7 separate regions of the Homo sapiens genome follow, and regions 1, 2, 3, 4, 5 and 6 are each linked to region 7. A link is a loop called in an ENCODE intact Hi-C map of the cell type or tissue named here. Cell type or tissue: PC-3. All regions are shown on one strand. Region 1 overlaps LOC105369844 (a long non-coding RNA gene). Region 2 has its middle 52 kb from the start of PHLDA1-AS1. Region 3 overlaps LOC105369844 (a long non-coding RNA gene). Region 4 overlaps LOC105369844 (a long non-coding RNA gene). Region 5 has its middle 78 kb from the start of PHLDA1-AS1. Region 6 has its middle 9.8 kb from the start of PHLDA1-AS1. Region 7 overlaps LOC105369844 (a long non-coding RNA gene).

Region 1 (4,000 bases), 99 kb after region 7:
ATGACTTTCATAATTGAAGCTGTGACTCTTAGTTTGGGGCCCTAGCATGCCAGCAATTCAGTCAGATTATCTGAAATAATGATTTATCATTGCAGATAGTCCAGCAATAATTTCAGATACCACAGCCTCTGCTGACACTTTTCAGATGTTTTCCTTATGATAAATTTATCTGTTTTTACTTTTTTCATTAAATGTATCTGCTCTGGTGTCTTTGTTCCTTCTTCCATTAGTCTGGAAATCCTTGTGCAAGCCTGAGCCATAAGCTATCCCTCCATCTCTTGAAGAACACAGTAATGGAGTAAGAATTCATAAGTGTATGCCTCAGAATCCTCAGATATCTGGGACCTGGGAGTCTCAAAATCGAGGCTATGCAGAGCTGGATAAAATAAAACTAGAATCAGGGTCCCCTGAGTCGTGGAAACTACTCCAGTATCCAAATGTATCTGAGCCTCTTTGCACATCCAGGGAAGACTAAAAGTATTTTCCAGCCTATGAAATCAATTTCTTACAAAGATAAAAGGAAATTATTGTTGGTCTTTTTACTTTATGACCTACCTCTTTGTAATAAGAATTGAGGCAAATTTGTCATCAAATGCTCTTTGCAGAGAGGTAGGATGTCATAATGGAGGGAGCCCAGGCCCTGAGGTTAGACATAAATGGAGATGAATACAAGTTCCCTCACTGATCAGCTCTATGCCTTCTGGCAAGTTACTTAATCTCTCTGACCCTTGCTCTCCTTTGCTATAAAAAGGGGTTATTGATACCTGCATTTTGGGCATGTTATATGGATTAGGAATAATCTATTAAAAATGCATAGCATAGTGGCTGGTACAAAGTAGACATTCAACAAATTACAGTTATTATCATCATTTTCAAAGTAAATTAGTTTAAACATTTAGGAATCGGTTTATGCTTCCAGATGACTACATAAACCTGAGAGATTTTTTTTTTTTTTTTGCCCCATATAAATTTTCTGTAATTGTATACACTGGCTGTGAATCCAGTTATGAATCGAGAATAATATATTTAAAGTAATCTTATTCCAGATTAAAAATAAATTCTAATGGTTTGCCTCAAAAAGAGAAACAATCAAGCTTCCCATTAAGACAAATTCAGTAACCACAAAAGCATGCAGAGCTAGACAAAAGAAGATAGTACTATTCTTTCCACGAGTGTGTGACTCATTTTCAACTCAAAGATGGTGCACAGGAAACAAACGCTCATTTACCCACTAGGCTGCTCGGAGCCTGCAGGGATACAGACAACACCCCACTCATATTTTGCACATTCAGGCAAAATGTTATGTCCTTCCTCACTGGATTCAGTCCCATTTTTGCAGGTGTAACTTTTATAAGCAAGACTGAAAAGAAAAAAGAAAAAAACATGTCATTTGGGAGTGCATTCAAAGCCCATTAAGATGACACATTCACTCGTATTTCTCTTTAACCTTCAGGCCACAGGACAGCCTCCCAACCCAGCTAAAGAATCAAGGGCGGAAGGCCAAAATCATCTGAAAACAAATATGATACTTCAAAAATGTCTGAAAAGGACAGGTGTGCTTTTCAAGAAGGCTTTCCCTCAGTGGCTTTACCTTTTGTGTGCGGCCCGGATGTAGCTGATAAACCAAGGCTTTCTGACTTTGCAGCTTGATAGATATAATTTTCATAGTATATGGAAAGATAATGCACCCAATGTATTGGACAGTTGTCCCTGTGTTATCAAGCAGTGTGTTCTCTTATTTCACTAACAAATGTCCAGACAAACACACATTGTGGCAAATGCAAGGAAATCACTAGCCTGTGTTTGAAACTTAAGCCTCCCCGTTCTTTAGAGTATAGCAGTATTCAGGCAATAGGGATGCATGGTACGAGCATTACCCTTTCTCTCTCTCCAGACTCCAGAACATGACAATAGCTGATATGTTTCAGTGCATGAATAATTCTGATTCCAGCTAGACAATTGTTGTGAAGGAATTGTCCTTATAATATTTGTCTCATAAAAATATGTATATTTTATTATAAAACAAGAATGTTCAAATGGACATCCACATTTTGGCCCCAAATCCTCCCCTTTTGTGCATCTTATGCAAAGTACATGTCAATAAGTATTTATCAAATGAATGTTAAAAGCATGAAAGAATGTTTTATGGGGATTTTGATGTCTTTCTAGTGAGATACTGTTTTTCATTTAATCATAACTCATTTTTTTTGAGATGAGAAAATTTAGACTCAAAGTCATGATAAGCCACCAACATCATAAAGAGCAGACTCAGGAACTGAACTGTATTCTCTGCCTGTCCCTTCATGCAATTTCTTTCTCCTTTCTACAGAAAAATCCCCCCTTCCTGCTATTTCCACCCCTGAAATATTTATAGGCTGATGTCCTCTTTAGTCATCACTGAGCTAAGCTGCAATCTTTTAATCATTTCTCAGAAGTCATTTTCTCTATCGGCTTAATCATTTCATTTACTTCTGACTCCACCCAAAGTGCTTACGTCCCTTAAACATGAGGTTCCAGAACTGAAACATAGTCCTTCAAGGAACCAGAGAGAAGCCAGGCAACATCAATCAAGCCCCTTGATGATGGAACGTGTCCTCACATGTGACTCAATAGACGTTTTGCTGTGGGACTCTAATTCTGTCTTGCCTTATAGGCAAGATGCAATCTTTATCAGAGCTCCAGGGGTAATGCTGTGTCACACAAAAATGTGCACTGCTTTTGATATCAGGCACACCTGGGTTCAAATCTTGGCTTCCCGATTTACTACTTACGTAACCTAAGGCAAGTTATTAAGCGTCTCTAAATCTTGGTTTCTTTGTCAGAGACAAGTTGGGAGGAATACTAGCTACATCATAGGAGTCTTGTGAGAACTAAATCACTTAATATATGTAAATGGCCTGTATATACTATACCTAGCACACATTACATACAGCACATTTACTAACCTCTAAATCTAGTGTTAAATCAATTTCTTTCTCTCTCACCGCACTCCATTCAATTTACCAGGAATTCTGTCCACCTTTCTTTCAGTTTTTCTGAACGTATCCATTTCTTCCCATTGATATGAGTCACAAATAGATCAGCTGCCACCTGATCAGACCCACCATCATTTCTAACCAGACCATTGCCATAGCCTCCTGACTCATTCCCCTGCTTTCATCCTTGCCTTTTATAATCCTTTCTCTACACTGTAGCGATGTCATCTTTCTAAAAGATTACTTGGACCAGTCCACTTGCCTGCATAAAACATGGCATAGGGTTCCCACTACACTTAAAAACAAATCCAAAATTCTTGCCATGGACTACAGGACCTCAAGTGATCTTTCCCTGCTTGTATCTCTGAAGTTATCCTTCTCCCCTCTTCTATCACTTACTCTACTTTTAGCCATATATGGCTTTTGGTTTCTTGAGCTCACTAAGCTTATTCTGGTGCCAGAAACTTTGCCCTTTCCATTCCCTGAGACTTAGATGTTCTTCCCCAAGATCTTTACATGATTGGTTCCTTCTCACCATTTCAGTCTAAGACCAGAGGTCACCTCCTCCAAGAGGTCTCCCTTGGTCACCAAATCTCACGTTGTCTCTCCCTGATAACCTAACACTGACACTTTCTAGCACATTACTTTGTCTTACTTTCTTTATATCACTTTATCACTATCTGAAATTACCATCTTTATTTATTTGTTTGTTTATTTCCAGAATGTTTTTCTCTCTCAACAGAATGCCAGCCCTATGAAAGAAGGAACCTTGTCTACTTTGCATCTCTCAATATTGTTACCTCCTAAAATTGTGCCTGGCATGAAGTAGACACTCAATAAATATTTGACAAATGGATAAATTGGTTTGGAAGAACTGGGCTCTATCATACTTTTCATAAGTATGAAAAGCATTTGACAAGATAATGAAATCTTAAGGTATTCTCACATAAATTTAATATCTCAGCCCTAAATTTTGCATAGCCAGGAAATTCTGTAGCATTATAAAATGGTTCAGAACACAGAGC
Region 2 (4,000 bases), 420 kb after region 7:
AAGTGCCTGGCACAAAATAGGGGTGTAATAAACGTTAATTTCCTTTTCTGCCTCTACAAACCTGCCTGAGCCAATCAAGGAAGAGAAGGAAGGCGAGGAAGTAAAAATGGTTAAGAATTACATTTTAAGTCCCATTTCCACTCAGCTGCTTTTCCTAGCTCAGCAGAGAACATGTCAGACTAAAGAAGATCAAATAATCTTTGGGGTGAGTTGCCCTGATAAAGAAATATGCTGAAACAGCCTGTATGTTCTCAAAGTAAGAAACCAAAAGGGGAAAGTTCAGGACCTGTAAATAGATCCTTTTCATGCCCAAGTTCTGCAGATTTTACAACTTGCTGGGATATTTCCCAGGGAAATCAGAGAGAGGGGATAGTAAGAGGTGGCAGGGGGTTGGCGGGGAGGATTTCTATATTCCCATCACAGATCATTTAACTCTATTTGCAGCTCAGGAACCCCAGAGCACAGGAGACAGACCACTGAAAATTTCGTGCTTATTTTACCTCTTCACTGTCATTACTTTAAACATGTGTCTTAGCAGGAGTATTATTAGTTCATGACACAGTAGACATGGATAAGCATTTTTATGGAATTTTAGGGTGGGGAGAGAATAGATATATACCACTCTAGCCCAAAGTCATCCTGTGGTCGCTACTTAATACAAGTGAATTACATAGTGCCACCGGCAGAAGATGGAATTGATACTGCTTTACAAAATAACAACCTTGCATACATAGGTGGTAAGAAAAGCAAGGAAATGACTACCACAAAAATCAGGGTAGTGGATACCTCAAGACAGGAGAAGGGAGGTACGTCTAGAAGGTAAACAAAGGAGGGACGTCTGGGCTGGCCATGTTCCATTTCTTGATGGAGGGTATTCACTTTGTAATTATTCATTGTACTATACACTTATGCCTTCTGTTTGCATATTCTATTTCATAATTTTTAAAGGTTTAAAAAAAAGAAAATAATAACCTCTCTTCATTGAGAAAATAATACTTTGCTGTAGGTTTCAGCCCTAGGTATTGCAACATTACCATCATCCTCAGTTGATGTTCTTGTTCCTCCCATAGATTTTTATTCTGGAAGAAGAAGAGGAGGGTAGTATTTTTTTTTTTTTTTTTAAGACAGAGTCTCACTCTGTCACCCAAGGCTGGAGGCCAGTGGCACGATGTCGACTCACTGCAATCTCTGCCTCCTGGATTCAAGAGATTCTCTGCCTCAGCCTCCCGAATAGCTGGGATTACAAGTGCCCGCCACCACGCCTGGCTAATTTTTGTATTTCTAGTAGAGATGGGGTTTCACCACTCTGGCCACGCTAGTCTTGAACTCCTAACCTCAAGTGATCTGCCCACCTCGGCTTCACAAAGTGCTGGGATTACAGGCATGAGCCGCTGTGCCTGGCTAGGAGGGTGGATTTTTGAAGAGCCACAGGTAGACTGCTGTTAATACTCCTGTATAGATAACATACCAGGGAATGTTTTAATACAGGAATATGCTTGAGATATATACACACAAACATAATACACACACACACACACACACGTAATTTTTTTTTTTTTTTTTTTAGAGAGAGACAGGGTCTTACTATGTTGCCCAGGCTGGTCTCAAACTCCTGGCCTCAAGCAATCCTCCCGCCTGGCCTCCCAAAACGCTGGGATTATAGGTGTGAGCTACTGCATCCAGGCTTTTGGGGTATATTTCAAAGAGTCCAATTACTCTTGAGTCAGAACTCAGTGAAGCTCTACAAGATACCAAAATGTTCTCCAAGGGGTACGCAGCATTCGCAAATCAGAGTCATCAGATGCAAAGAAAGGGAATACAAATGGGCTTATGAAATCATTGGAAAAAATACACAATTTTTCAGGAAATATTAAGAACTCAGTTCCTCCTCCAATTCAGGGCATAGCAGAGCCTCAGGGCCTCTATGTGAAGAAAATCCCTCCTGTGTTTGGCATCTGAGTGACTCACCCAGAAAACCATCCACTGCGTGCAGCAAAGAGGAAATGAATCATGGAAGCTTCTGACCTTTGCACTTGTCATCTCTGCACAGGGAAACCACCCACAGACAGTCTCAGCAGAACTGGAGTCAGGGCAGTCAAACAAAGCACACACAGAAATGATGCAAATTCACTGGCAGGGAAGAGCAAGAGAATCAGGGCAAGAGAACGCAGCTCAGGGGTTGCAAATACAGGATAAACATTGGTTTTGTGATACAGAAAACTTAGCAGTTGAAACGGCATTGAGGATGATTTGGCAGTGCCCACTGACCTGTTGTTTTAAGCAGGAATCTGAACCCTTACCCTGCTGGCTGGGGGTGGGAGTGGAGTGGAATGGCATGGAAGAAAACAATGACCTTTGAATCTCCATCTTATATTTGGTATTTGGAGAATTTGCTTGGCTTGCGTTAGAGGAAGTAGGCCAAACTAATGCCAGTATGAGAGTTGGAATGGATTTGATAGAGTCACATTTAAGAAGATGAAAGCCAACGACTGCATTTTGAAAAGGCCATGAGTTCACAATAACTGGTCCAGGAGTACTAACACAATCTGAAGAATTATCTACAGCCATAGTCCAATACTTCACGTTGTGATTTGTTTTAAACAAAATCAGAATGCCTTTAAAATGCTAATTTGGAAGATAACTATAGTTCATCCTAAAACATGTACAGAGTAGAAAGCAAACACCTAGCGAGGACAGAAGGGCAAACCTCAAACTGCCTACATTACTGAATACAAGTGCATCAGGACTGTACGCTGAGATGCGATTGCTCTCAGCTTGTCTGCTCACCCATCAATGATGAGGGGGATAAGTGACTACCTACTGAGTTGCAGAGTTCAAAGGCATTTCCCTTCACCCCAAGGTGAGTTTTAAATGCAATTTCCCTTCTCACATGGGTCTACAAAGTACAGCTTCCTAAATACCTTTTTTAAAAAGAATATACCATCCCTCAAAAAACATCACCCAGGCCTTTGCCCTCAGGATAAACTTGGCAAGGAAACCTTGTCCTTACTAGTTAGAAGACTGGGAATTAGGCACTCGTATGCCACACAGTTTAATACGGAGCTCTCTCCTGTGCTTGATAACTCAGGCTGATAGAAGACATTGGATATTGGATGGTGTTCTGGTCACAGCTCAAGAAGGAAGATTTGGGGCTGATCTTAGAAACTTCCCTGTCCCTTCCATCCCACTTCTCACTCTGGCTACCTTCATCTTCTCTCTTCTTACCCACTTCAACATCACTTTACTTTAGAGAAAGGAGATTAGTCATTTCCAAGTAGAGAGGCAGCATTTATTGCCCTGCACCCTGTAGTTGCCCTTAGCATTTACCAACGGAAATGGAAGTGATTCAGTCTTCTCTCACATCACAGAACTATAGTGTGATCCTTTGCACACCGTTAAGTGATTTACATACAAGTGGTACCAGGGAGTGCTAGTATTCTCTTTCCACTCCCTTATGAAGTTCCATCCCCACTTCTATCAGTATATGCAACTAATGAACTAGTATATTTCTGCAATAATAATAATTTTTAAAACAGCTATCATAAATTTGATATTTACCATATGCCAGGTACACTGCTAATTTTTTTTTACAAACATTAATCCTTTTAATCTTCATAGTAACCATATTAGATTGGTGCTATTTTCATCCCCACTTCAGATGGGAAATGATGAGTTTAGGGGATTGTGTAACTTGCCCAAAATCAAGCCAAAAGGTAAAGGAGCCAGGATTTAAGCCCAGAGCTGTTCACCTCCAGAATCTGAGCTCTCAGCCACCACACTATAGGCCCTAGGAGGCTGAGGGCAGGAAAAGAAGCAACTGAATTCTATTTGTTGCTACAGTGATTCTGGTCACCTTTTCTTTATGTAATCATAGCAGGCAGTAGACGGGAAACATAATGAAGTCTTATTTCCAAGAGGACATCTCAGCTGTCATCTATGAATTTTCGATATTTCTTTCTTATGTATAAGAAATGAGAAAGGAAGAAAGACAGCAGCAGAA
Region 3 (4,000 bases), 170 kb after region 7:
CCTGGGTTGTAGACCTCTCCTTTCCCCATATGTGTTTCCATAGGAAGCTCTCAAAAGCTGTATTATAATCATCTGATTACTGGTCAGCCTCTTCCTGACAGGCACTTTGCTTTACATCTTGTTTCTTCCTAGAGCCTAGCATAGTGCATGGTATATTTTAAGCATCCTATAAATATTTGCTAAAAATAATAAATGAATTAACTTTCTCTTTTCTTTTTTTTTGAGATGGAGTCTCGCTCTGTCCCCCAGGCTGGAGGGCCGTGACATAATCTAGGCTCACTGTAACCTTCACGTCCTGGGTTCAAGCAATTCTCTGCCTCAGCCTCCTGAGTAGCTGGGATCACAGGCGCCCGCCACCACGCCCGGTTAATTTTTTTGTATTTTTAGTAGAAATGCGGTTTCACTATCTTGGCTAGGCTGGTCTTGAACTCCTGACCTCGTGATCCGCCTCGGCCTCCCAAAGTGCTGGGATTACATTTTTTGGGAGTAACTGATAAATAATGCCCTAATTACTATTGACTTCCACTGATAAAAACTGAAAAGGCAAAGTGAGAGACTGAAGAGTTAAATGGCTGGGCCAAAATTCTAAGTCCAATGCTGGCTTTGAGCTCTTCCATCCAGTGCCCAGACACCTTTCCCTGATCCTAAAGAGCCTGCCTCTCAGCATAAATATTCACTTTATCACTGGTATGCCTGTCTTAATGTATAAACACTATTGATGGTTTACTCTGTGCATTTAATTCCTATAGTCCGCAATTATAAATATAAGAGACTTTGTTCCAGTTTTTGTTCTACATTCCACAGTGTCTGTGTCACACACGAATTTCCCTTTGAAACCAATGAGCATTCTATGCCAGAAGATATCCTGGGGATGGAGGAGGAAGGGAGGGAGGGGAGAGAGAGAGAGAATCAGAGTCACCATCTGTTGACAATACTCTTGTGCAGAGCCAGTTTTGAAGGTTAATGACATGTCACGCATCCTCCAGCGTCTGGTAACAAAAATAGGCTGCTCTCCCAGAATTCGTTAGGGAGTTGTGGCCCCATGGAAGATGTAACTTGTCAGCCAGCACTCCAGTAGGGTCCAGGAAGACAATTTCTGCCAAAAGCTGGATGAAATTTAATGGAGATCCAGGAAAAACAACTTTTACTAAAATTCAAATGTGGAAGTGATCATTTTTCCCTGAGGCCAGTAAAAAGGCTATAAATTATTGACTTTCCAAAATGACCCTGCGTAATGTTTATAAGGAACTCTTGCATTTCATCGCAATTCTTCAATATACATCTACTCCTTTCTCTATTTCTTTTCAGAAAAATTAAGATTGTAAGCTTGTAATGCAAACAGGTCCAAGGGTTCACCAAGGATCTGCCCATGGTTTTTTTAGATGGTTAAATTTTTGGCAGTGCAGCTGATCCACGGCAAATCTGGGTCTCAGCTTTATTGACAGCCTACTGTTTAATGACTCACTTTGCTGTCTCATCAAGAATGCACCCAGTGGAAAGGCTACACCTTCTCAAGTGTAATTGCATGCTTTCTCCACATCTCTTCTGGGCTCTCTTTAATTTTCAAAGCCCCACTGAGCAACCTTTAAAAATCTGAGCCCTTTCCCACCTGGTGCTCGATGCTTTAAGAGGAGGTGACTCTGACTGTTTTTCTGTTAACCTAAGAACAAACTGTCTTGTCCCAGCATGGAGTAGAGTGGCTTGAACAAGGACGTGTAAAAAGAAACAGAGCAAGGAAACTGAAATACTTCCAAGCTCTTCTGCATTCTGTCTTTATAGCATGACATCATTAATATTGTTTGAAGTAAAGTTTTTGGACTATAGCTCTGCCTAACTTCAAATATAAATGTAAATTACAAACAAAAAACTAAATGAGTGTTTGATTACTTGCCAGCTTGGAGTATCCAATCCTCTCTTATTCAAGAGCAGAATTAAAAATAAAAGTTTGGTGGTATGAGGTGCTAAAATGATCACTCATATAGAAGTCAGGAAATTTGGGCCATTTTCAGGTTCTTCTTGGGTGACTTTGTATAAATCACTAACTTCTGTGGGCCTCAAATTCTCCAGCCCTGAAGTTAAATTCAATTTAAAAGTACATTTTTAGCCACTAAAAATATTTGTCTAGATCAGCACTGTCCAATAGAACCTTGGCCAATGAAGGAAATGTTCTATATCTGCACTATCCAATATGGTAGCCCTAGCCATATTGAGCACTATTGCATGTGTAAATGTAAGTACTACGACTGAAGAACTGGATTTTTACTTTTATTTAATTTTAATCAATTTAAATTTAAAACAAACATGTACCTAGTGGCTACTATATTGGACAATGCAAGTTTAATTATTTCTAAGGCTCCTTATTAAAGGTTATGTTTTGATGATTACTTTTTTTTTTTTTTTTTAAATATGGAGTCTGGCTCTATCACCCAGGCTGGAATGCAATGGCATGATCACTCACTGCAACCTCTGCTTCCCAGTTTCAAGTGATTCTCTTGCCTCAGCCTCCCAAGTAGCTGCAATTATAGGCGTGTACCATCACACCTGGCTAATTTTTGTATTTTTAGTAGAGACGGGGTTTTACCATATTGGCCAGGCTGGTCTTGAACTCCTGACCTCAAGTGATCCTCCCTCCTCAGCCTCCCAAAGTGCTGGGATTACAGGCGTGAATCACTGTGCCCAGCCTATGTTTTGATGATTTCTCAACCTAGCTAATGACCCAGAGTGAATCTTTCTTTTTATTCTCACTACTGTAAAATTTACTTTATAAATTATTTGATATAAATAATCTTTAACAGTAATTAATCAGTCTGATTAAAAAATAGGAACTCCACATGAGAAAGATAAAGCATGTGAAAGAATTTTACAAATTTGAAAATGCAATGTAATTATAAAGCACTCTTAACAAAATCTCTGTTACACCTAACTGCACACCTTTCTTCAAGTGCCAGCTGATGCACATAGACCAAAAGCTGTTCTATCTCATAGTCCAAACCAATGGAAATACCTTGATGGAACCCTGCCGAAGGCCAAAAAGCTTAACCTTCTGAGTACTTTTTTTCACTGAGGTTTAAATAAATAGATTTTCAATTTCTTTTCCCCTCCACCACACTTGCCAAGTGTTTCTAACTAGATGTTACTATAATCTACACAACAAAATCATTCTTATTAATTATGCAATGCCTTATAACTGTTGCATGCATTTCTGTTGCTTCTCAGCTTTGCTTTGCAGCAGCAGAGCACGTCGAACATTGACCAGAAGAAGTCCAAAGGGATGACTGTTGTTCACCAGAGGCTCCCATTTTGGTCTGAGCCTGCATTTGCCTTTCTCTACTTCTGTTTAATTCCTTTCAGCCCCTAGACCTCCTCTCACTGACCTTTAGACTCTTCCAGCCCTTTCCACGTGGCATCTTAATTCTACCTTTTGAGTTCACAACACTATCTTTTTTTCCTCTGGTCTGTGTTTGGCTCCTCCTTCCTGGCACATTTACTTACTTCTGTACCTTCATGACTATCCCTTGTAATGTGGCCCTGGGATTTTCTCCTGGTGGGGAGCCTCAGCTGGTACAGCCTAGAGACTATGCCTCTAGCCCCTCCCCAGATTCCTGAGGCCTAGATTCCGGAGACCAATGGGTTTTAACAGAGAGAAAAGACTTCTCCTACCAACTATTGTGCAACAAAACATTTCCTGCTTTATCTTATTTTTTAAGTGATTCCAGGGTCTTCTATAAAAGATACATGGCTCATCATTTGGGAAAAGTTATTTCTTTTTTAAAATAACTTTACTATATGCATAACCAGCACAAAATAAATGACATCAACATAATCAAGAGAGTGAATATATTAATCACCTCAAAAGTTACTGTGCCCCTTTTTAATCTCTCACTACCTCCCTTACCTGCCTCCCCCATCCTTGCCGTGGGTCCAGGCAATCCCTGGTCTGCTTCCTGTCACTGTAGATTATTTTGCATCATCTAGCATTTTATATAAATAAAATCATATG
Region 4 (4,000 bases), 260 kb after region 7:
GTTTTACAGAAAGTGCAATTAACCTGTTGTCTGTTCTCTTTGTCCAATTTGCAGGCTTCATGCGGCCCAGTTCTCTTGCCTGTGCTCTGCTCTCTGAGCATGAGTGCTGATATCCAGCCTGCCTCACTGTGCCTTTCCATCCCCCACCTTCCTGTGCATGCAGACCTCCTTACTATTGCTCTCTGCCTGGTTTCTCAGGTCCCTGTTTGACCTTGGCCAGTCTTCTAGTTGCTCTTCTCTTAAACCAATAATATGACCTGACACCAAGAACTGCTGGGGGACCTGCTTTTGATGACCTACTGCATTTTAACATAGGGGTCATCACACCAGCCTAGCAAACATTGTCAGAACCCCAGAAGCTTCTTTAAAAACTAGTCAAGTGTTTCAGTAGCCTGATACTAAATCCCTCCAGTCTGTGACCTATTCATTCGGTTGGTACCAAATGCCCCCTGAGGTTAAACAAGGCCCTGAAAAGATAATGAGATGAAATGGCTTGACCTTCAGGTGGAAGATCTCTCCTTTCCTTCCTAGCCTCTAGCTGGCTTAGATTATTTTTATCATTTTTCAAAGCAGCAACGTTTATTTCCTCTGCTTCAGTGAGCTGTGCAGATGCAAGGTCTGGAAGGAATATTTAGTGGTCGCCATGGTTACCATTAGTCATATGAAGTTATAGCGCATGTGCTGATTCCTCTCTTCACAGCTGTAAAAAGAAAGCACGCTTCAAAAAGCAGGCTTGCTAGGGCTCTGAAGACTTTAATTCTGTAATGGGTCCAGCTCCTCTGGTCATTTATCTTGATCTGCCAGTTTAATTAGCACTTTAAAGATTTTAGGCAGAGAAGATTTCATAGAACATGAAGCTAGATGGACATTTTGAGATTTAGCCTCACCTTCTGATTTTACAAATAAGGAAACTGAGGCCCAGAAAGGAGAAGGGACTTAGAGCCACACAGTGAGTCAATTAAAGTCATCAAAGGGGTATGCTTAGTAAGTACCAGGGCCAGGGCTCCTTCTAGCTCCGCTATATCTCCCAACCTAACTGGCAGACTGAGTCATGTGAAGCTCTAGGATGGACAAGGACTAAACAAGTTCAGTGCAAGGCAGGGAAATCTGATCTCACAAGAAGGGGTTGGATTCCTTAAAATGGGGCTTAAGCCAAAATCCAAAAAGGGTCTCCAAGACCATTTTAGGCTTGGAGTATCAACTGAGTTTTATGATTGGCTAAGTCCAGATGGCACAAACAACCACTATTTCAAAATGGGCTGTTCGTCTACTGGTTCTGACCAGTTTTCTAAAAAGTGGATGCCCCGCAAGTGCTGCAGCTCCTTCTGTGGGGCCTGACTTCTCGCTATCTTGCAATTTCCCTACTCTCCCAGCTCAATGTTCAATAGAACCTCACTTCCAATAAGCCCAGGACTATGGCTCTTCTGATGTTTTGCAATTGGCTAGATATAAAAATAAAATTGCACATAGAACATCTTGAACAAGGGTCAACTATCTTCACACTTTTTAATTTAAGTAAGACTTTCTGTTTGATGGACTCAATATTTAACGTGTTTTTGCCTGAATAACCTCAACATTGGATAACCTGAACAAACACTTCTTCACAGACCTTGTTTCTAGGTACTGTTCCTCACTAGAAGGAGCTAGGATTCCTTGGAGAGAGGAGGGCCAGAGCAAAGCAAGACAAGAAGGGTCTGGAATATCTTATACAAAAAAGTGTACAAAAAATGATGAAGGCTATGTCAAAAAGACTTAGGGCCAGCTTCAAGGGTACCTATTGGCTAAATTTGGGACAATTTAAGCTTCAACAAGAATTAAATGGCAGCATTGGATCTAATTCACTGAATAAAAATAAGAATCCAGCTAATCAATGTAGAAGAAGTAATAATAGTTGGTAAGTCAATCATCTTTTTTAAAAGACATCATAGTAATAACTGATTTTATCAAGATTCATCAACGGATGCTAAAGCTATAGGGTAAAAGTTTGAAGAAGACAGGATATTAAATAGTCTCAAAATATCTTCCTGTAGATTATAAAGAGAAATGGTAGTCTTCTAGTGGAGATACCTAGCAATCACCAGTTTATAAAAAGTGATCAAAGTTAATGTCATCAGTAATGTGTGCCTCTAGGTGGTGATATGTTGTTAAGGACACAACATCATTGTCATGGTATGCTTGCCAAAAGTGCATAATCTGAACTTAATGATGAGTAACCCTGAGGCAAACCCAAATCATGTGACATTTCTACCAAACGTCTGGCCTGTATACTTCAATAATGTCAATGTCCTGAAAAACAAAGCTAAGGAACTGCTTCAAATTAAAGGAGATTAATGAGCCATGACAACTAAATGCAATCTGTGATCCTGAATTGGATGCTGGTTCAGGGAGAAAACAAACAATTACAAAAACATTTTTAGGGCAATTATTAAAATTTGAGTATGATCTATATATTAAATAATAGCATGTATCAATGTTAAACGTCCTGAATTTGATGTTGGTACTATGGATCTATAAGGGGAAAAGGAGTATGATGTTTGAAACTAATACTTGAATGGGAAAGGAGGGAAGAAGAGAGAATATAAAAGAAAATGAAGAAAAGGTTAAAACAGGCAAATTCAGATGGGTTTAGAGAGTTAGTTCTTGGTACTACTCTTAAAACTTCTGTAAATTTGAAATGATTTTAAGTTAAAAAGTAAAATTTAGAAACTCTCCAATTTGAAGGGATCCTAATGCAGGTAGCAGGTAGGAGCAAACAAGACAAGCTCAAACTGACAATTTACAAGTCAAGAATTATTTAACTACAGCTCAAAGTTCTAGGCAGAAAGAAATGTATATTAATTTATTCTTTAAGAAAACATTCATTGAATAATATTAATAATAGTTAATATTTGTAAGCACTTTGTGTGGGTTACTTGGTTTCCATGTTGCAGCAGATTGCATTTTCTAAATATAAACATATTGAACTACATTCCATCCTACATGCTTTTCTTAAAATGTGATGTTTACAACTTACATCAAGAGATGGGGTATACTTTTCTTTTTCTTGAACCTGAAAAGGCCTTTAACTACTTTGACCAATATAATAGCATGGAAGAGATGGTGCATGACTTCTGGGGCTAGGCCATAAAAGGCATAGAAACTTATCTTGTCTCTTGGATTGCTTGCTCTGAGAATGAAAAGAAATGGTTATGCAAAAAATGCAATGGGGCCGGGCGTGGTGGCTCATGCCTGTAATCCCAGCACTTCGGGAGGCCAAGGTGGGCAGATCAAGGTCAAGGCCGAGGAGGTCAAGAGATCAAGACCATCCTGGCCAACATGGTGAAACCCTGTCTACTAAAAATACAAAAATTAGCTGGGCGTGGTAGCTTGTCTGTAGTCCCAGCTACTTGGGAGGCTGAGGCAGGAGAATCGCTTGAACCCAGGAGGTGGAGGTTGCAGTGAGCCAAGTTCGCGCTACTACACTCCAGCCTGGTGACAGAACGAGACTCTGTCTCAAAAAAAAAGAAAAAATGCAATGGGAACACACTGATGAGAGAAGAAATAATGTCTGAGTAAAGCTTCAAAAACAGATCTATTATGAGATCCCTCATTTGCCACATGAACCAGTGAGGGAGCTGCTGCAGGCCTACATGAGCCTACCAAACAAGCAGACACCCCTGCCTCACCTTTCCCTAAACATAATTATATTCTCTCATTGTGTTTTGTTCAAGAAAACTTGATTACATGCCTTGATAATGCAATGGATTACCCATTAGACATTACTATCTTAGAATTTAACCATAAACATTTTGCAAACACCATATAAAACCAAATTTGAAGCCCTCAGTCCATCATCCTAATATTGGTACAGAAGACAATGAACTGATGTGACACTCATCTTCGTACCTAATAAAAGCCTGCCAGTTCTGCGCCTTCCCCAATGTTTCCAGCAGTCCCTCCTTTTATTCTTTGTTCACCACTGGGTATGCAGTCAGCATGTAATAAATAATAAAAACAACTT
Region 5 (4,000 bases), 390 kb after region 7:
ATGATCTTTTTTTTTTTTTTTTTTGAGACAGGGTCTTGCTCTGTCACTGAGGATGGAGTCTTATGGTGCAATCACAGCTCACTGCAGCCTCAGCTTCCCCGGGCTCAGGTGATTCTCCCATCTCAGTCTCCCAAGTAGCTGGGACTACAGGTGCGCACCATCACATCCAGCTACTTTTTGTATTTTTTTAAAGGCAATGTCCTTCCACGTTGCCCAGGCTGATCTCAAACTCCTGGACTCAAGCAATCCTCCCGCCTCAGCTTTCCAAAGTGCTGGAAGTGCTGGGATTACAGGAGTGAGCCAGGATCCAGTCTCAGGTATTTATTTATATAAAGGGATCTTACCTCTCTGGATGGAAGAGACTGAAATGGAATTACCAAAGTCCAAATATGTGTATCTGTTGCATTTAAAGTAGCACAGTTTCTCATGCCTGTTTTTTTTAATAGGCAATTACAACCATTTGAGGTCATGCTGCATCTCCAAAATTTCAAAGATGCAACTGTATTACACCGAAAAGCAGTTGAATTCAAGTGGCCATTATTTAAGGGGTCAAATTTATTCATGCAATGAACAAACAATCCTGACTGAATTCAACTGTTTATGGTTCAGGTTGTTTGTTTTTGTTTTGTTTTGGAGACGGAGTCTCACTCTATCACCCAGGCTTCAGTGCAGTGGTGCAATCTTGGCTCACTGCAACCTCCACCTCCTGGATTCAAGCAATTCTCCTGCCTCAGCCTCCCGAGTAGCTGGGACTACAGGCACACACCACGACCCCGAGTGGTGTATTTTTTTAGTATTTTAGTAGAGACGGGGTTTCATTGTGTTGCCCAGGCTGGTCTCGCACTCCTGAGCTCAGGCAATCCACCTGCCTTGGCCTCCCACAGTGCTAGTATTACAGGCGTGAACCACCGCGCCTGGCCGGTTGTTTTCTTTTTTAAAGAACTGATTTCCTTCCAAACCAATTCAGTGTTTCTTCCCAAACCATTTATGTGAGTACATGTAACTTTTAACACAAAAGCTAGCAAAAACCCTATATTTACAAGACCTGTTGGTTGATAATAAGTACAAAACTACATAAACACAGATTTTTCCCTGTAGATAAAAATCCTAGATTGCTGTGAAGAAACCTCATTCACTTTAACTTCCTTTAAAAACAAGAACGGATTTCCATGCACTGATTTACACCAGGAAATAGTTTTGTTGGTTATTTACAAATGCTTTTGAAGAATGCAGGTGGGATTACACATGAGGCTGCCACAAAAATAAATGTTAGTAAAATCATGACTCTATTCAGCATTAATCAAAGAGCAGAAGAGAAGTTATTATGAAAAATCTTACTCAGCAAACAATAAAAGATAAAATTCCACTAGTTAAAGAGCAATTTTAAAATAGTTACAAACATGAGTCAAATAATGAACACATGTTAACACATATTCAATTCACTGGTGGGGAGCCAGAAGCATGATCAAGCTGGTTTAAAGGCCATTTGGGGACCTGGGTACTCAGAAAAATTAGTGAAATTTGTAAAAGAGAATGTATGAATAAGATTACTAGTTAAGTCAAAAGAGGTTAATGTCCTACAGGGCAATGAAACCATAATCTTTAGAGTTATCTTTTATACCGGACATAAACCTAAATGAACATGTGACCTCACAGAGTCTAGGCCTTGTCAGTAGTAAATAATGAGTAATCCTTGGTGGCCTTTTAAACATTTTCCCATTGTGACATTGATAAGACATGCTGTTCCTCTTCTTTTTTTTTTTTTTTTTTTCTGAGACAAAGTCTCACTCTTTTTGCCAAGGCTGGAGTGCAATGGTGCGATCTCGGCTCACTGCAACTTCTGCCTCCCAGGTTCAAGCGATTCTCCTGCCTCAGCCTCCCGAGTAGCTGGGATTACAGACATCTGCCACAGTGCCCGGCTAATTTTTGTATTTTTAGTAGAGATAGGGTTTTACCATGTTGGCCAGGCTGGTCTCGAACTCCTGACCTCAGGCAATCTGCCCACCTCGGCCTCCCAAAGTGCTGGGATTACAGGCATGAGTCACCACGTCCGGCCCCCTCTTTTTTCTTTATTTCCAAGTTTGCAATTTTTTAAAAAAACCTCTGAAGCTGTGCTTAAATAAAAATTAGATTCTAGTACTACACATCAGAAGAGCTATTATTGAAAAGCCATTCCTAAATTTTGGGTTGTTCTCACCCCTGATTTGAAACAACGATTCCCCATCTCACAAGCCACCAAGTTTGCCTCCCTTTTGTCTCTCCCTATTCTAGTAAAGCCCTGAAAGTTTACTGCGAAAGCCATCTGGTTCTGTCCTCTGCACACGAGCACAGATTACACAAATTGCTTTCCCACTTTTAGAAGAAATATCACAATCTGCCACACTAACGTCAAACAAATTCCACCTGAGAGAAAAATGCTTCTTTTAAGCAAACATGAGTCTTCACTCTCTTGTCCTGGCCATGCACTAATGACCAATCAGCTACCTTTCTTAGTAATCACCTTCATTTTATTGGAAAGCCAATACTACTCTCCAAGCAAAATAATCACTGTACCTTTAACTTCCTCCTAGGTTTAGTTTTCCAATTCTAAATTCTCTTTGGGGACCCTTTTAAATTTGTCTTAATCTGATAGATGAAAATGCTCTCCTAAAACTCCTAGGACAAGCACTCCCACAAATACTGAAATAGATTACATTTCCTTTGCCTGTTTATACCTCCTGTCAGAGTAAAACATGCAAAACTCAGAAAAGAATGTAAATGAAAAACAATAGCAAAAAAATAAATAAATAAAAAGCAAGTAATTGCTTTGGGCTGGGAATTTGCTGTTTGTTGAATGTGCTGGATTTTTTGGTGGGTGGTAGTGCCCCTGATCTGCTACAGGAGTCCATGGCACCAAGCTGGGAAGCACCGGCCTCTGCCTACAGCACACGCACTCCAGACTTCCTCATAAATGAGGCCCATGAAGACCAAAATGAAGGGAAAAGCCTAGCATGTAAATATCTCATTAGCCTGGGCCTGGGCTGGTTGCCCAGCACTGATTGGGTTCCCAGTGACTTCTTTTAGGATTGGGGCCAGGACTTATTTTTATGTTCGATCTTGAAGCAATTTATTCAGTTCCCACAAACCTCCTGGTATTGTGAAAACTTCAGAGTCCACAGTGGCAGTCTCTGAGAAGGGTGTTTGAGTAGACTAGCCAGGAGAGAGAAAGACAAAATGCCACAAAGACACATAATGAAGTAGAGAGCCGTACCCCTATTGGTGAGAACAGTCCAAGTTTTGATCTGCCAGTCAATCTCCAGAGCTAAATTCCCACACCAGCTTGAGTAATCAGCTGTCACACCCTCCAAGGGAAAACCTCCCATGTAGGAGGTCATGAGGGAAAAGAGGCAATGGACAGGGAAATTTCATGTACCGATCACTAACACATTCCCAACCCTGCACAAGGTGCTTTAGCTAAATTATTCTTCAAATTAACCCCATGAAGAAGGACAAGAAATAAGAACCTATAGCCACCGTGTCATCAACCCCCATGCTCACCTTTAATTCAATGAACAAACTCAGGCCATGTATAAAACTTGGGAAGCCAACTTCAGTGCCAGAATTAATTATGTAACTTGAATAAAACCAGATTTAATGATTCCTTTTCACTTGACTCCCATCACAGGCTCATTAGTAAGGACAGAAATTTACCCCAAAGTGAATCACACGTAAGAAGGGCTACTCAGCATTCTTGGAGGATGAATGGTAAATGTCCTCCCAGTTGCCTAGAGACGCTGAATATACAGACAGCTATGGCTCATGGAGGGATTTTTTTTTTTTTTCTCCCTCTGACCTCTAGCCAGACTTGGGCTGAATATCAAAGGCCAAGTTCTTGGTCACATTCATATCTCCCTGGGCCTCTAGAAAAAGGTTGAGTGGGTTAGCTGAGGTGCAATAGTCAGCACTTTTCAGCAGGCAGGAACCATCCGTGCTGAAGGAAAGATAGCACACAGGGTGCCCA
Region 6 (4,000 bases), 460 kb after region 7:
AATTGCATTCACCTAGTTGCCCAGAAGGGCAGCAACAAATTTTTATCACTCCACGTATTAGGATCTCACCAGTGCCCATAGATCCACTACCCTCAACCAACCTTTTCAGAAAATATTTCTCCCAACACCTACACAGGCTACAAATCTAGGCAGCTACCTCCTCAAGTAACTGTATAAACATTCAAATCACTTCAACATTTTTCAACTCCACAGGTAATTTCAAGACCTGAGGGTGACTAGCAACAGGAAACATTCCACAAATATTTTAGGAGTCATAAGATAAAATCAATTTCAAATGGCTTTTTTAAAAGAATATATTCTAACAACCACATTTTAAAATAAGTCCATTTCAAAATATACTTCTGGAGGAGAAGGAGAGAGAAGAGGGAAAAAAAAGAAAAAAGAAAATGTGTGTGTGTGTATATATATATGCGTGTGTGTGTGTGTGTGTGTGTGTGTGTGTATTTCTGCAGTATTTCTGCAGGTAGGAGAGAGATTATTGCCTAACATTTTATAAAAAGCAATATATATATTTATACATATATATATATATATTTGTACACACACACACAGACACACACACACACTCTGGTTTCTTTTGTGAATTTGCCTGTTTCCTGAAGTTTTGTTAATCCATGTGGATTATATTTGAAAAGGGTAAAACATGATTAACTTTTTTTTTTTTTTTTTTTGAGACAAGGTCTCACTCTGTTTTCCAGGCTGGAGTGCAGTGGTGCAATTAGAGCTCACTGTGTCCTCGAACTCCTGGACTCAAGTGGTCTTCCTGCCTCAGAGTCCCAGGTAGCTGGGACCATAGGTGTGTGCCATCACATCAGGCTGTGTTTTTTATTTTTTGTAGAGGCGGGTTCTCACTTTGTTGCCCAGGCTGGTCTTGAACTCTGACCTCAAGTGATCCTCCTGCCTCTGTCTCCCAAAGGGCTGATATTACGGGCATGAGCCACTGAGCCTGGCCATGATTCCATTTTTAAAACTATGGAATTAAACAGTTTACTTTCCATCTCAGTTTATACTTTTTGGGGAAAAGATGTGATGAATCTTTTCATCTAAATGCTGAAAAGACTATAAATGATGTCTGAATGCTTCGAGTGATTATTTGCAAGAATAACAACACCTTGGATTTATGGAAATTGTCTTTCAGGCTTTACAAAGCAGTGGTGCAGTATTGAAAGAGCATTAATTAAGAATCATGGAAACTGGAATTTGGTTCTAATCATGTCTTTAACTTTAACTGCCGGTGTGACCTTGGGTGGCTAACTGACACCTCCTCACATCATTTTTTTTTTCACTGTAAAATGGGGAAGGATGGATGCTACATCATCTAAACTTCCAAAATGCCATGATCAACTCTGATTTCAAACTCAGTATTTCTGCAGGTAGGAGAGAGATTATTGCCTAACATTTGTTAGAAAGCAAACTCAAACCAGGGTCCACCAGCTGTTAAGACAGCCATGAAGCTCAGGTCTTCCGGCAGCTACCTGGCACGACTTACAGGCATCAGGGATTTCATGTGAACCCCTGGCAATAATTACAATTATTCCGTAGTGAGCCAGCACATTGTGGCAAGGATTAAATGCTTTCTCACGCCTGCAAATGCAACCCATATACAAATGCAATCCACCTGAGGAGTCTCCTTTTCTGTCAGAAACTAAAAAAGTAAGTCACTGAATTGTTCTCCCACTGAGACCACAGTCATCCCCTCCAGCGGTGGTGTTGAAATGTGGCAACAGGAAGTTACAAAGGGACCTGGCACCACCACAGACCACTGCTTTGTCATAGGTGTTCGGGCAGGATAGGCCTCACCCTCAAAGCAGGACGCTCAAAGCTCTAAGGAAGCCACTCTGCCCAGGGCTGCTTCAAACACTTAGAGATCAGGTTCTGCACCAAAAAACTGACAAGCCCGCCTTCATATGCCATGAAAAGTTACTAGCAAGAAGAGTAAAAACAGTAATTATAATACACACACACATACACGCACACAATGTATATATTTGGGGGTTCCTTGGAAGGATCATTAAAGGCAGGTGTTTACCAACTACAGCCAACGAACTACAGCCAAGCTTTGTAGAAATGAACATTTCTTTAACAACTAAAAACCAAAAAAAAGAACTGTTACAAGTTTGGCTTCTTTGGCTGTGATTAGTCACAAAGCTGGTCTGCAGTTTTGAGGTCATGAGTCAGCTCTGACGGGGTAAGCCACACTACTGGTTACAATTTGCTATGGCAAAGTTCAAAATACTCGCAAAATAAGTCAACTGTATGAACTATCAGCTTCTGGAGAAAGCCAGTGGAGGATAGTAACATAATTAAAACTTTGAAACTCCCCAAGGGTCATTTCCTGTTTCTTTCTCCCCAGTACTTGAATACTCATTTATCAGTTGCTTTGGAAGCACAGGATGTCTGGTCTTAAAACACGGCAGTACGTGTTTGCTCACTCCATTATAAACGACTTTGGCAGTCCTTAAGAGTATACAACATAACCGCATTGACTATTTTTTCAAGTTTTCATTTCCGGAGCCTGACTAAATATCAAATGCTTCAGGTGAATGCTCTGGCAAAAAGCAAGCCGTTCTCACATCGACTCTATCTCAGAAGCAGCTAATTCTGACTCTGTGTCTGGGAGTAACGAAGGGGACCTCTTTATCCCTAGGTCCTGACAATCCCTTCAAGATAAAATAAGATTCTGAATAATCCTCAAACCAATTAAATTTGCCTATAGCGACAGTCTATCCCAGATCATCTAAATTTCCACAGTGTTGTGGCCTCCACTGGTGCCATCTTTGATAAACAGACTTACTTTGTAGGCAAGTAAGGCTAGAGCTCTAGAACACTCGCACCATGACGTTTATTTGATTATGGCCTTTCTATGTAGCTGGTGAGGGCTTCCCACCAGGTCTTTGAGAAAAAAAGCAAGTAAGGATATTTTGCTGAATAAATTCGTATGGCCAATGAGTTCAGTATTCAAGTTTTCCTCTGTCAATAATTCTGGATAGTTGGAATGTCGTGTTGACATGATTCCTTCTACTTTAACATAAGTATAAATTTGGGTCAAATTTTACAAAAAACTAGGAATTTCTTGATACCTTTTTTTTTTAAGTTACAGTAACATCCTATTTCCTTTTCTTTTTTAAAATTTTTATTTCTCTTTTTTTTAATAAGCCTTTGTCAGAATCTTAAAAAAAAAATAGAGATGGGCTTCTTGCTATGCTGCCCAGGCTGGTCTTGAACTCCTGGCCTCAAGTGATCCTCTTGCCTTGGCCTCCCAAAGTGCTGGGATTACAGTCATGAGCCACCATGCCCAGCCCATCCTAGTTCTTAAAACCAGATTATTTGGATTGAAATATACATATGTATATGAATATATAATATCTAATTCCTCTTAAAATGGAATCCAGATAATAATGTTTGCATTTTCATGATGCTCTACTGTAAGTAAAGTGGCTAAGTGGTGCCTCTGGGACTTGAACTCATGCAGATTTTACTGCCACTTCATAGTATGTTCATAATAGCTTCTCTCAGGCAGGGCTATTATTCCCACTTACAAATGAGCAGACTAAGGCTCATAGAGATTTAATGAGCTGCTAATGTCAGAAGACTAAGAGTCAGAACTAGAATCCCAGTTCATGCTTTTTATTCAATATAATCTATGCATGATGATGTTTATTGCAGCTGTACTGTTAACAGCATAACAACAGAAAATCACCAGATGGCAATAGGCAAATAAGTGAAATAATACACCAACTAAATGGCATATTATGCTGTCATTAACATTATGACTTTAAACAATAATAATAAGGATGATAGCTACCACTTATTGAATGCTTACTTTGCGACAGGAACAGCCACAGTCCTTTATGTGAACTAATTTTGGTTTCACAACTCCATGAGACAGGTACTATCATTGTCTGCATTGCACACGCTGAAAACTGAGGCTAAAATAAATTAAATTACTTGCCCAGAGCAACTCAGCTAATAAGAATGA
Region 7 (4,000 bases):
AGCAGTTTATGGTAGAGATGCTCTGTAAACTATTTTTATAACCTTGAAGGACATTAGATATAATCTATGAAGCAATGAAAGGTATGAGTGTTTTGGAGATTATCCCCCAACATTAGCTTCCCAGGAGTACCCCTTTTACAAGTCTGTGGTTTATGCTCCTTTGGGCATGGATGTCGGATCACTATTTTGGGAACTGACAACAATAACAGCCAGCTTGACTGTGTTCATACTCTCGAGTGTATATAAGCATCCACAAAATTTGGCTTCTTAATGTGAAATGACACCTGATATGAAACTGTCCCCTAAGAAGGTGTCAAACACAAAAATTCAACGGAAGCTAGGAAGCATGCGTCCAGCTGAATGTGCACACTGAGAAAAGGCTTTTTCAAATGTAGTAAAAGGAACTAATACAACTGAACTCTGTAATGAATTTAAATCTAATACAAGTGAACTCTGTAATGAATTTAAATAGTCTACCGTATGTTTTATTAGAAGAATGTCATTTGGGGCTTGGTTGGTGGATAGAAAGTTTTCTAGAGGCCGTGTCAAAAAAAAATACAAAAATATATAAAAGAATTTCTGATGTTTATTTAGTGTTTGTGAAGGTCCAGATACTATGTTAAATATTTTTCAAGCCTCATAGGTTCATAATTAAATTCTTTAAGGAAAGAAAGCACTATTATGATCTCCATTTTACTGTAAAGGAAATTGAAGTTTAGAAAGGCCAACTAACAAATGAATGCTTAACCCAGGTCTATCTGAATCTAGTGCCCTAAAATCTTAACTGATAGGCATTGTTGAATATTTACCTATGATTTCAAAGCCAGGCATTATACTAAATGAAACTAAGAGATAATAACCTGGAAAATGTGAATAGTCAGAACTATTCCATTAAACAGCCAGTCAGAGTTGAGTTATACAAGGATTCAAAGAAATGTATATGTGTGCTTCACACAGAAATTAATTTCGGAATGGCCAGTTTGTCAAAAATGATAGCTTTTTTTTTTTTTTTTAAACAAGAGTCTTGCTCTGTGGCCCAGGCTGGAGTGCAGTGGCATGATCTCAGCTCACTGCAACCTCTGCCTCCCGGGTTCAAGCAATTATCCTGCCTCAGCCTCCCAAGTAGCTGGGATTACAGGTGCCTGCCACCACACCAGGCTAATTTTTTTGTATTTTTAGTAGAGACAGGGTTTCACCATGTTGGACAGGCTGGTCTCCAACTCCTGACCTCAGGTGATCCGCCCACCTTGGCCTCCCAAAGTTCTGGGATTACAGGCGTGAGCTACCGTGCTGAGCCAGCACTCTTTTTGAAATACTAATTTTTAAAAATAGATGAACTGTGCCTTTTTTCTTCTTTTTTTGCATTTTATCACAAGCTCATGGATCTATGCTATACTACAAGCCCATTTCTTTCATCTATTCAGTGGTTTCTGATGACCTAACACTGTTAGGTAAAGGTGCATGTGTTGCCAGTAATTTTCTCACCAAGAATTACTTTAACTTATGTGGTTAAAGGTGTCAATACCTTCCCAGGAAAAGCACTGAGTGGGTTAGTGGAAGGCACACACTTATCAAGCAGCAGTTCTTGAGCAGCAATGCTTGTTGTAAAAGTGCTAATATTTATTTTCCACACTAGAGGACAGTGCTTGAAAGAGTAACAGTCCTTACCTCAAAGGTTAGGCAGCACCAAGACTGGAACAATCAGACCATTATTAGCTTCCCTAACCCACGTGCAGAGCACATAAAGATTTTATTTCTTTGGGAGAAAAAAAGAGAAATAAATATGTTTGCTCTAACATGCGGCAGTAATCAATGATGATGCTGTATTAACTTCCTGGGCACAGAGAAAGAGAAATGCCAGTAAAATTTACTAATTAGAATTGCCAAAGAATGAATGAAAGAAGACATCTTTATAAATGCACATGAAATCCTTTCACAATAAGCTCTTAAAGAAAGAATTTTTGTTGAAGCTGTGACTAAATGCTCAGAAAAATAATCTGATGTTTTGGGTTGATTATCATTAGAATTCAGTGATGAAAAACTTATTTACGTAAACATCTTGTTTTCTCTCATCAGTATAATAGTCATACATGCTGTAGGGTACAAAATACAAGGCCCAAAACATATATGTAATGTTATTTGATGGTTAAGTTTTGCCCTTGGAAGCAGGAGATGGGTGTTGGAGAGGGAGTGGTTAGTGGTGTTTGAAGATGGATTTCAATACTATAGAAACCCCTTTTGGTTTTACCTGCATGAATCTTCAAGCAAGAGTATCACTAACTACATAGACTGTCAAAAGGGAGGCATTGTTTCCTTAAGCCATAATTAAAGACAGTCCCTCGCCTTGACGTTTGCTTGAACAAGGACCATTGGGACCCTGAGGGATTAACTCAGCATTCATACTTTTCAAAAGGGGCTGGTGGGAGTAAGAAAGAGGAGGAATATGAGAGACTAATGAAAGATTTCATTGAAGGGCACCAAATCCAAGACTTCTCATTGTTCCTGGAGCCAGCCCAGGTGATTCACCAATCAGCCAGTGGAAGGGGCTCTGTTTTACTGAACTGAGGTGGGTGTAGTAACCTCTACTTTCCCATTCTCAACATCTGACCCTTTTCTACTTCACTGTTACCCTCATCTTCTGTTTATATTGATTGCCTACAGTGTCACAGAATTGAAAAATACTGGGGAGCCCAGCACACTCCTGGGTACTACAGCAGATTACACCAATTTTAAATCTTCTCCCTGCCCTGAAGGATATATGGATACACTCGGTAATAGAAAAGCTTACCGTCTAGTGGAGAAGATGCCCCGATACCCAATCAACCATCCCCTCTCCTAGCGTGAGAACAGCCCTATCTGAGCAGTACTAGGTATTCACTCCTATTCATTTTCTACCCCTGACTTGAGGACACAGTCCTGGGGACAGTGACCCCAAGATTTCTCTCTTTCTTTCCTTCCTTCCTTCCTTCCTTCCCTCCCTCTCTCTCTCCGTCGCTCCCTCTCTCTCTTTCTTTTCTTTGAGTCTTGCTCTGTTGTCCAGGCTGGAATGCAGTGGCGCTATCTCAGCTCACTGCAAACTCCGCCTCCCAGGTTCACTCCATTCTCTGGGACTACAGGCGCCCGCCACCATGCCAGGCTAATTTTTTTTGTATTTTTAGTAGAGACGGGGTTTCATTATGTTGGCCAGACTGGTCTCAAACTCCTGACCTCGTGATTCACCCACCTCGGCCTCCCAAAGTGCCGTGACCCCAAGATTTCTAACAAAAATCACCACAGTCTGGAATATCGAGAATTTTGTTCAGCCCTCTGTAGCTATGTGACCCTGTACAGCCCTGCCCAAGACAACTAACTACTCTGTACAACACAGTTTCCTCTTTGCAGAATGAAATTACAGATGTAACCACATCACGGGATTAGTGTGTGAGTGGAAAGGAAATAAGGGTGGGAACGACCCTGATGCCCATCACAGAGCTCTTTCTGTTGTGGATCCTTCATGAGCTCATAAAAGTCACTAATTTCAAAAGAACAGGCTTTATTCAGCCTTCATTTGGGATGTACAAAATTTTGGCCCCGGATGGAGACCTGATTATTTACATTCCAAAGGATCTTCAACTTTAAAACCTTAACATAGCATTTTTTTTAAAATGAATTAGCTGGAGTTGTAGAATACTAGATCTGGTTTAGATTTTAGAGCTGTTTTAGGTAGTCTCCTGGTGATCCACCTCCATATATAAATAAGGAAATAGCAATTGGGATGTTTTCCTTGGGCTAAGAGCAATTTTTTGGAAGAGCTAGTCTTAAAACCAAATCTTCTGATTCTCAGCCCTGTTGGTTGGTCAGCTAATAACTGTAAACACGAGATTAGAATCAGACATATATAATGATAAAGTGGCCTAAAACCATCACATTATTCAATGAGATTTGCTTATTAAAGAAATCTACATTGCATACCCATTCAGAAATATATTTATAAGAAATACTGAAGTACAAACAGCAAGAG

Evidence for each region. Peaks named below come from ENCODE experiments on the same cell type or tissue, not always from the same donor. Only the 100,000 strongest peaks of a DNase experiment are listed, where the experiment ranks them.
Region 1: it touches region 7 in a loop (5-fold over the local background); 4 of 110 quality-filtered maps call a loop at or near these places.
Region 2: it touches region 7 in a loop (14-fold over the local background); 3 of 110 quality-filtered maps call a loop at or near these places.
Region 3: it touches region 7 in a loop (2.8-fold over the local background); 8 of 110 quality-filtered maps call a loop at or near these places.
Region 4: it touches region 7 in a loop (9-fold over the local background); 5 of 110 quality-filtered maps call a loop at or near these places.
Region 5: a loop joins it to region 7, with 16 times the contacts of the local background. A loop is called at or near these places in 4 of 110 quality-filtered maps.
Region 6: it touches region 7 in a loop (5-fold over the local background); 39 of 110 quality-filtered maps call a loop at or near these places.

The regions. Positions count from the first base shown.
Region 1 is chr12:75,657,816-75,661,815 of GRCh38, forward strand. It overlaps LOC105369844 (a long non-coding RNA gene), which reads right to left. Exons shown (of 16, transcript XR_007063375.1): 8 at 1,229-1,360. Among named protein-coding and RNA genes, the nearest start is that of KRR1, 150 kb to the left of the region's middle. In PC-3, no CTCF peak of the experiment used is centred here; DNase peaks (open chromatin) are centred at 646, 1,346, 2,466 and 3,116; H3K4me3 peaks cover 775 bases; H3K27ac peaks cover 4,000 bases.
Region 2 is chr12:75,976,092-75,980,091 of GRCh38, forward strand. No RefSeq gene overlaps it. Among named protein-coding and RNA genes, the nearest start is that of PHLDA1-AS1, 52 kb to the right of the region's middle. RefSeq lists enhancers at 1,383-2,582, 1,911-2,080, 1,957-2,101, 2,111-2,160 and a cis regulatory region at 2,022-2,035. In PC-3, no CTCF peak of the experiment used is centred here; DNase peaks (open chromatin) are centred at 2,020 and 3,330; H3K4me3 peaks cover 823 bases; H3K27ac peaks cover 4,000 bases.
Region 3 is chr12:75,724,179-75,728,178 of GRCh38, forward strand. All of the region lies in intron 1 of LOC105369844 (a long non-coding RNA gene), which reads right to left. Among named protein-coding and RNA genes, the nearest start is that of KRR1, 210 kb to the left of the region's middle. In PC-3, a CTCF peak has its summit at 1,627; DNase peaks (open chromatin) are centred at 873 and 1,483; H3K4me3 peaks cover 493 bases; H3K27ac peaks cover 1,994 bases.
Region 4 is chr12:75,814,923-75,818,922 of GRCh38, forward strand. The region is part of intron 1 of LOC105369844 (a long non-coding RNA gene); the gene reads right to left. Among named protein-coding and RNA genes, the nearest start is that of PHLDA1-AS1, 210 kb to the right of the region's middle. RefSeq lists a silencer at 601-660. In PC-3, a CTCF peak has its summit at 2,121 (motif pointing right); a DNase peak (open chromatin) is centred at 2,179; H3K27ac peaks cover 2,440 bases.
Region 5 is chr12:75,950,451-75,954,450 of GRCh38, forward strand. No RefSeq gene overlaps it. Among named protein-coding and RNA genes, the nearest start is that of PHLDA1-AS1, 78 kb to the right of the region's middle. In PC-3, no CTCF peak of the experiment used is centred here; DNase peaks (open chromatin) are centred at 1,651, 3,321 and 3,781; H3K27ac peaks cover 3,914 bases.
Region 6 is chr12:76,018,691-76,022,690 of GRCh38, forward strand. No RefSeq gene overlaps it. Among named protein-coding and RNA genes, the nearest start is that of PHLDA1-AS1, 9.8 kb to the right of the region's middle. In PC-3, no CTCF peak of the experiment used is centred here; DNase peaks (open chromatin) are centred at 201, 1,761 and 2,331; H3K4me3 peaks cover 1,957 bases; H3K27ac peaks cover 4,000 bases.
Region 7 is chr12:75,558,724-75,562,723 of GRCh38, forward strand. The region is part of intron 12 of LOC105369844 (a long non-coding RNA gene); the gene reads right to left. Among named protein-coding and RNA genes, the nearest start is that of KRR1, 49 kb to the left of the region's middle. In PC-3, a CTCF peak has its summit at 1,619; a DNase peak (open chromatin) is centred at 1,658.